2 separate regions of the Homo sapiens genome follow, and region 2 is linked to region 1. Evidence: chromatin loops called from intact Hi-C (ENCODE). Cell type or tissue: sigmoid colon. All regions are shown on one strand. Each heading gives the region's core, and the rest is flanking DNA. Links, peaks and the distances in the headings are about the cores only.

Region 1 (4,409 bases), core at 185-4,184:
ACTGTTTTTTTTTTTTTCACCACTGGTTTTTCAAAGGTATTTTCGTGGCTCTATCCAATTCCTTCAGGTAGAAAAATACTCAATGATCTAAGACATAGCCCTGGCTTTTAATAAATACCATGTATTTGCCAGGTGCATATGATCTCTTTCTAAGAACCCTGTTGGAGTGGCTGAAGCTGGTAGTTGGTTTTGAATTTGGAGACTGATATTCTGTTGCCTCATTTCCATTGTTATTGGTGGCTGTGGGTAACAAGAAAGGGCTTTGTAAGCCTGAAAAGAGCTATGAAAACACAATGTATCATTACTTATTGTGATGGTGCTTTTCTCACTGATGGTGCAACAAGACAAAAACCTTTTTCCTCAAACCACATACACCTCCCCACAATAATCATACTTCAGACTCCAGATTTTTATTCACCTTTAATATTTTAGTCTGAGTAGCACCTCCTTCAGAGGCCTCTTTTGTCTTTTCTAAAAAATCTTTCCTCAGACTGGTAGCATTTTTTCATGCTATACTGCAGTTGTTTGCTTATGTTTCTCCTTCCATCAAGTTATGAACTCTGTAAGGGAAGGGACTGAATCATTCATCTCTTTATTTTCAATGCTTAACATAGAACTTATGTCATTATAGATATTATAAATTAATTTTACATTTGACAAAAAGACAATGTTTAAAAATAAATTAATACATGCCAACGGCAAAAAAGATAACTAGAAGAAGGAAGAAGGGACATATATTTTCTGATTTATCCAGTTTTGAGAACTTGTTCCTCATTTGATATTAACGCAAAGTCTTAAGGAAACCAGATAGTCTGTTCCTCCAGATCCTCAAGAGAACCAGCTGATGATTATGACCCATAAACAGACACAAAGGTTTCAAGTTCTAGTCAAGTCATGGGTTCTCAGTTCCCAGATGTTTAGATATGAAATTAACTATTAAAATCATTCGTATGCCCATGTCTTGCTAATTTGTAGCTGGCATTTTTATATATTTTTTGAGAGTGCTGTTACTGAGATTTGTCTTTTTTTGCTTGTTTCTTTCTTAGTATTGATAGTTCCATTCTACTGTGAGTTGTTATAGTTCAGCAGTTATCATTTTCCTTCATGTAGCTCCCCTCAGTGTGTAGCCCAGAGCAGGAGGACTTGCTGATTGACAAAGAAGGCATCACCTAAACCATATTTGTGAGAGTAAAGTTTATGACACCAGAAATAAGCATGCTGGTATTTAGATGTTAGACGTTTAAAATTATAATGAATTATAATTAAATTAATTAAAATAAAATAAACATATAATTAAAATTATAGCCTTCAAGTATGCATGTGTATACACACACACACACACACACATGCACACACACATAACACACACACAGTACCACACCTGGGCTTGTATGTCTGGGCAGTATATTTCCCCTTTTTTGCACATTTGAGAATAAAATTAATCAAGGAATTCAATAGCCATAATGATAGTAATAAAGCATTCTACAAGTAGAAGCAGCAGTCTCTAAGTGTTATAATCATGTAGTCATAGTCTATGGAAAATAGTTAATGCCTAAGTGACATCAATGATGAAGCTGCCTTCCTAGCTTAGGTGAGGCCTTAGTCCGTGTAAAAATGGAGAAAATGTCTGGATGCAGTGAAGTGTGGATACAGAACCAAACTAAAATTCAGTGAATCAGGCTGCTGACCTGGATCCTTCATCTTTAGGGATCTTTTGGTCTATAGAAGTCCAAGCAGAATGTCGAGGGCTTTACTGAAGCCTATATTGAGGATGTGAGCCAGTTAATACAAAATCAATCTAGAGGCTCCTTTACTTACAATAACACATTAACTTCTTCAACCATTACTAGGTCTTTGGAAAGAGTACATCCACATATGATTTTAAAAAGCTACATTCTAGATACATTAAAATGAAAAAAAGTGCTCATTAAAAAGTACTGGAACAGAACACAAGTAAATATTTATGGGATTTTAGGTTAAGAAAGGTTTCTCTAGGTGTAGCAACTCAAGGAGAAGCAATAAAAGAAAAGCACATTGGCAATGTATAAATTAAAACTTGTGAATGTTACAAAATAAAACAGAAAGCAAACAAAAGTATATTGAAAAAAGCAAATATAATAGAAAAATAGGTAAGAGGATAAGAGACTCTGTATAGCCAGAACTCCTTAAATGCATTCAATTTTATTAGAAAAAAAAAAGAACGTGTTAAGTCTTTAATTTTATGGAAACATGTAGGGTTCAGGAAGACAATGTGGCAAGATAGGAAGGTCAGAAAAAGACACAGAATATCTACTTTCTTGTGGCCACAAAACATTGTTTGTGGCATTGAGCCTAGAACAGAGTTGACATTTGCACAAATGAAGTGGGGGCATAGCTGGGACTGAGCAGTGTCTGGCTCTCCCTTAGTTGCCTCACGAATGGGGTTAGGGATGCTGTGCCTGAACTTGTTGAGGGCATTATTCACGTAGGTCTGTAAGAAGGGAGACCTCTAAGGAATGTACAATGCACAGCTCTATAAGACAATCCCGAGAGAGGCCCCTTTCTCATACAGTGCTATTAGAATTTAAAAAGGCTATGTTAATGAAGTGAATAATAAACAGAGGCAGCTGTTAGACTTTGGGGGAAAAATCTGGAAAGGGTTTTGGAAGAGCCTTGTGTATGCAGTACGAAGCATGTTATAATAAGAAAATTGTTTTGGATTGCAGAGAAAAAAGATTGGTTTGAAGCCGGGCATAGTGGCTCACACCTGTAATCTCAGCACTTTGGGAGGCTGAGGCGGGCGGGTCACCTGAGGTCAGGGGTTTGAGACTGGCCTGGCCAACATGCTGAAACACCGTCTCTACTTAAAAACAATACAAAAATTAGCCGGCCTGGTGGCACATGCCTGTAATCCCAGCTACTTGGGACACTGAGGCAGGATAATCACTTGAGCCTAGGAGGCGGAGGTTGCAGTGAGCTGAGATCACGCCACTGCACTCTAGCCTGGGCGACAGAGCGAGATTGTATCTCCAAAAAAAAAAAAAAAAAGATTGGTTTGAATTTGCGCTCAGCAACTTTTTGGTATTTCAGACCTATAGCAACTCCTTCCGATTCTTGTAATAAACGCAGATCCCCTAAATATTTGTGGTTCTGTGCAGACTCACCTGCTTTGCCTGACTCCACCCTTCATGTAATGAAATCCTGATGGGAAGAAAGTTCATACAAACTAGACTACATGACAAGAACAACTACCTCTATTTCTGTCTCTCTCTCTATCTCTAGCATGCCTAATCTGTATCTATATCAAAGAAAGTACTGAGAATTTCAGGAGTAAATTGGCTAAAGGTGTGCTTACATGAAGGGGTTTAGAGGCTAGCTGTACTTTTTTTTGGTGTCTCCATCTCTGTCTTCTTCTTTTTTGTGTGTGTGGGCCTCATTGGCTCTTAATGCAGCTGGGTTTCTCTATGCAGCTGAGAAAGATGATTACCAACAGTTGTGGTGCTCATCATTTTACCCCTCACGAATTCTGGGGAAGTAGAAGGCCATGCCCTGCCCCATACCATCTCCCAGAATCCAAAAGTTAAATCTCAGGGAAATGCTCTGATTGGTGTTCACTGGGGCAAAGGCCCACCCCCTGGAGTAATTACTGCCGTTAGGAGGATAGGATCTCACTGGGTTACATGCTCATTCCTGCAACTGGAGTGGGCAAAGGCAACTTGAGTGTCAGTCCCATCAAAACCATGTAGGAAAGGAGAGAGGCAGTTCCTCCTTAAAAAGGGAGATACAGGCAGGCAAATAGGGCAGATGGCTGCTACAAGGGTACAGAATCGTATGCATTACAACGTAATGTATAAATGAAAAAAATGTACAATCCAACAGGTAATCAAAAAAACACAAAATAAAGAAGACAATGTTTTTCACTCATCAGATTGAGAAATAATAGATAAATGATAACATTATGTGATGGAGGGAATTAGAAACTCTTTGACTTTCTGTTTTGTAAGATTTTTCTTGAGAAAATAATCATGTTATAAAATAATATTTAATATAATAAAAATTTTAATTGTTATGTGAAATCAGGACATACACTGTACAATAAGTCTAAGTCTTTATAACTTTTTTAGTAAAAAAAGTATGTGTATGTATATGTATATATAGTCGCTGAATATCTATATTCAGTGTTTGTAGAATTATGTCTCTTAGTGGTGGGGTTATACGTGGTTTTAATTTTCTCCATGCTTTTTATACATTCCCCAATTATCTTCAGTGCATGTTTATAATTGTGTTTATTTTTAATTTCAAGATGTTAAAAATATAGTACGCTACAGAGAATAATATAGCAAATACTCATGTACTGACAACTTAAATTTGCAATTACCATGTTGTTATATTTGTTTTAAGTCTTTTTTTAAGAAAAAGAAATAGTCCCT
Region 2 (4,409 bases), core at 88-4,087, 410 kb after region 1:
CCATGAATGCACTACTATTTATTGACAGAGCCATAAATCAAGCACAGGACTGTCTGTTTCTAAAATGCAGATTGTTTCCATTTTACAAAAGCAGTATCACATAGAAAATGCTTAGATAGAAATTTGATGACTCAAAAAAAGAAATGTCATGTAAAATTTTCCTGCATCAGAGGTGGTTGGACAAATTAGCATTTTGATACTGCCTATATCACAGATATTGCGAGTATTGTGATTCAAATATTCATTCAATATTGTGATTCAAATATTTATTCTGTTAATATGGTACATTATATTGTTATTTAAATTTAAAAATACCATAGCTTTCCTGGAATGCCACCCACATAGTTATAATGTAATACATCATTATCCTATATAAATACTAATGGATTTGGAACATAAATCTTAGATCTTGGCTTGGTTTTCCTATGAAGGTTATGCCTTCTACCACAGTTTTCTGAAAATGTTTGTGTACAAGTGAAAGTCTTTTCTAAACATTCGACAATGGAATCTTATTTGTGGAAATGTTTTTAATTACAAATGTATTTCTTTTATAAGATATAGGGATATTCACATGTTCTATTTTACAATGTGTTAGATTTTGGTAATTTGAGTCTTATTATTAATAGCAATTTGTCTATTTTATCTAAGTTACTGGAATTTTATGAGGATAAAATTGTTCGTAACATTTTATTAGTTTATAAATGTGGAGGATCTGTAGTAACAGCCTTCTATTTCTGACACTATTAATTTATGTTTTGTATTTTATCCCTTATTAGTTTGGCTAGCAGTTTTTAAAATGTTATTAGTTTTAGCATAAACTTTTGACTCAATAACTTTCTCTGCAATTTTCTATCAACATTTCTTTTTGCTCCTATTTTTATTATTTTCTTTCTTCTATCTACTTTGGATTTAATTTTCTCTCTTTTTCTTAAATTCTTACTGTAGAAGCTAGATTATTTTTCATGCCTTTCTTCTTTTTAATGTAAATAAAGATGTAAATTTCTCTAGCCAATAACTTAGCATCATCCCATAAATTTTTATTTGTATTACCATTCCGTTCCAAATTATTTTCTATTTCCCTTGTAATTGTTCTTTGATATGTGATTCATTTAAATTGGTATTGTTAGTAATATTTGGAGGTTTTCCAAATATAATTTTGTTATTAGTAACTAATTTAATTTCACTGTGGTTAGATCATATTTCAACCTTTTTCAATTTATTGCAACATGTTTTATGACCCAACATATGTTCCAATTGGGCCAGCATTCCATGTACATTTGAAAATAATATGTATTCTGCAGTTGTTGGGCGTGGTTTACTATAAATGTCAAAAAGATCAAGGTGATTGATAGTGTTGTTCCAATTAACTATATCCTTAGTGATTTTATTTCTATTGCTCTATCAATTATCAATAAAAGCTGTTAAAATCTCCAATCATGGCTGTGAATTTGTTTTTCTTTTTAGTGTTGCCAGTTTTTAGTCCATATATTCTGAGCCCCTGTTAATTAAGTGCACACGTATTTAGGATTGTTATATTTTCTTGCTCAATCCACTCTTTTGTCATCTTGAAATGCTCTCTCTTTATCTTTTCCGATAATCCTTGTCTGTAAGTCTATTGTGTCTGATATGAATCACTACCATCAACGCCATTTATTTTTTAAAAACTATCTATTATCTAATAGATTGCATTTGTATCTCTGTCAAAAATTAGTAGACCGTATTTATATGTGTCTTTTTTTGTACTCTCTCTTCTGTTTTATTGATCTGTCTGTTCTTTCTTTCACCAATACCACATTGTCTTGTTTACTGAGGATCAAAATTGGGTTACTGCTTCTTTTACATTTGTTGACCTTTTAAACGTTGTTTTGATTATTCTAGTTCCTTGGCTTTCCATATAAATTCTAGAATCAGCTTATTTACGTTTACAGAAACATTTCTGGGAGTTTAGTTTGCATTGCATTAAATCTATTAAACTTTTTTGGAAAAATTGACATCCTAACTACATAGAATATCTTAATCCATAAATAAACATACTTTTCTTCATTTATTTAGATTTTTTATTTATTTCATTAGTGTTGTATATTTTTCAGGAGAATCTGTGCATATTGATTATATTTATACCTAAATATTTTATCTTTCATACAGCTATTGTAGGTGGTATTGTTTTCTTAATTTCAGTTTCCAATTTTCTAACGTTGATTTGTAGAAATATGGCTAATTTTTGTTGGATGATTTTTTATGCATGATATGAACTTGTTAACTTCGCTTAATAGTTCTAGGAGCTTTTTCTGTGGATTGTGTAAGGTTTTCATCAGAGATAATCTTGCTAATTTAAAATAGGGGCAGTGTTTCTTTCTTTTCCATAATCTGCATGCCTTCAATTATTTTTCTTGTAATATCTTACTCTTTAGAATGTTTAGTATGATGTTGAATAGGCGGTAAGCATGGACATGCTTGCCTTGTCCCTAAGCTGAGGAAGAAATTATTCAGTTTTTCACCATAAAATATGATGTTTGTTGTAGACGTTTTTCAAATTTATTGTATCAGTGTTAACAATGGCTCCTTCTATTTTTAGTTTGCTGACAGTTATTATCATGAATTGATATTGAATTTTGTCAGTAGTATGTTCTACACCAATTGATAAGAATCTGTGATTTTTCTTGTTTAGTCTATAAAGATGGTAGATTATATTAATTTTCAAATGTTTAACCAGCCATCCATTCCCAGGATAAATCCTACTTTGTGGTGATATATTAGTCTTTTCATATATTGTTTCATTAGATTTACAATATTTATTGAGGATTTTTGTGATTACATTCATAATAAATATATATCTGTTGTTAACTGTCTTTCCTTGTGAGTTTTTCGACTGATTTTAGAATTTGTGTAATGTTGGAATAAAATGAGTTTTACCTCTACTTCTAATTTATAAAGAGATTGCATAGAATTTGTGTTACTATTTTATTCTTTAAAAGTTTGGACTATTCAGGTTATTTATTTCTTCTCAGGTAATTTTGATAATGTGTGACTTTAAGAAATGTATTATTTCATCTAAGTTGTTCAATTTATGTTCAAGGAGTTTTTAATAATATTCTCTTCCTTTTTTAATGTCTGCATGGTCTGTAGTGATATGCTTTCTTCCATTCCTGATATTAGTTATTTGTGCCCTCTCTATGAAATTGAATCTTACTGTATGTTTATTAGTTTTATTGATTTTTTTCCAAAGAACAAGTATGTTAGTCAAAGTTCTTCACAGAAATATAAATAACAGAAGATATTTGTTTATTTATTTATATGAATGAATTGGCCCACATGACTGTGAAGGCTTTGCAAGTTTAAAATCCACTGAGAAAGGTTGGCAGTTTGGAGACTCAGGAAAAAGTGGTGGTTTGAGTCCATAGACAGTCAGTTGAAAAGTGCTGCAAATGGAATCTGAAGGCAGTCTGCTAGAAAACTAGGAAGAGCTTATGTTTCAGATGAGGTCTTAAGAACTTTCAGCTGATTGGATAAGGCCCACCCAAATTATGACAGGCAATCTGATTTACTTAAAGTTTATCAATTTAAATGTAAGTTACATCTAAAAAAAACCTTCACAGAAACATCCAGAATAATGTTTGACCAAATATCTGGACAATATGGCTCAACCAAGTTGACACATAAAATTAACTAACTATCACAACAAAATTCGGTTTCATTGATTTCTCTATTTTTTCCCTGATTTCAACTTCATTGATTTTTTTAATCTTTTTCTTATTATTTTTCCTTCTGCTTGCTATGGGTTTATGCTACTTTTTTTCTGATTTTTTTAGATAAAAAATAATTATTCAAAGTCTTTCTTTTATATCAGTAATATTTAAAACTGTACATTTCCCTCTAAGAACTGTTTTAACTTCATCCCATAAATGTTGATGTATTATATTCTAATTTCCCTTCAATTAAAAATATATTCTTATTTCTTGAAAATTCCTTTGATCTTTGTTTAATTTCCAAGTATTTGAGAATTTTGTTCATGTATTTCTGCTATAGATCCCTAGTTCAATTATATTGTGGCCAAAAAAACAAACTGTGTAATTTCAATTCTTTACATTTATTGACATTTATTTTGTGACTCATGATGTTAAATCTACTGTGATAAATGTTCTATGTGCACTTGAAAGTAATGTGGATTCTGCTGTTGTTATGTGTAATGATCTATAAATATAAGATCTAACTGGTTGATGGTGTTTTTCCAATCATCTTTATCCATATGGATTTCATTATGTTTGCACTATTGTTAAACCTGCCACCTATAATTGTGATTTCGCTTATTTATCCTTTAAATTGTATCAATTTTGTTTCATGTATTTTAAATATCTGTTGTGAGGTGCCTATACACTTAGGGTTATTATATCTTCTTAAATAAACCCTTC

Evidence for each region. A loop is a pair of places that touch in the nucleus more often than their neighbours do. Peaks named below come from ENCODE experiments on the same cell type or tissue, not always from the same donor. Only the 100,000 strongest peaks of a DNase experiment are listed, where the experiment ranks them.
Region 2: a loop joins it to region 1, with 3 times the contacts of the local background. A loop is called at or near these places in 3 of 110 quality-filtered maps.

The regions. Positions count from the first base shown.
Region 1 is chr1:68,613,027-68,617,435 of GRCh38, forward strand. No RefSeq gene overlaps it. Among named protein-coding and RNA genes, the nearest start is that of DEPDC1, 120 kb to the left of the region's middle. In sigmoid colon, for the core only: no CTCF peak of the experiment used is centred there; no DNase peak of the experiment used is centred there.
Region 2 is chr1:69,023,189-69,027,597 of GRCh38, forward strand. No RefSeq gene overlaps it. Among named protein-coding and RNA genes, the nearest start is that of LINC01707, 31 kb to the right of the region's middle. In sigmoid colon, for the core only: no CTCF peak of the experiment used is centred there; no DNase peak of the experiment used is centred there.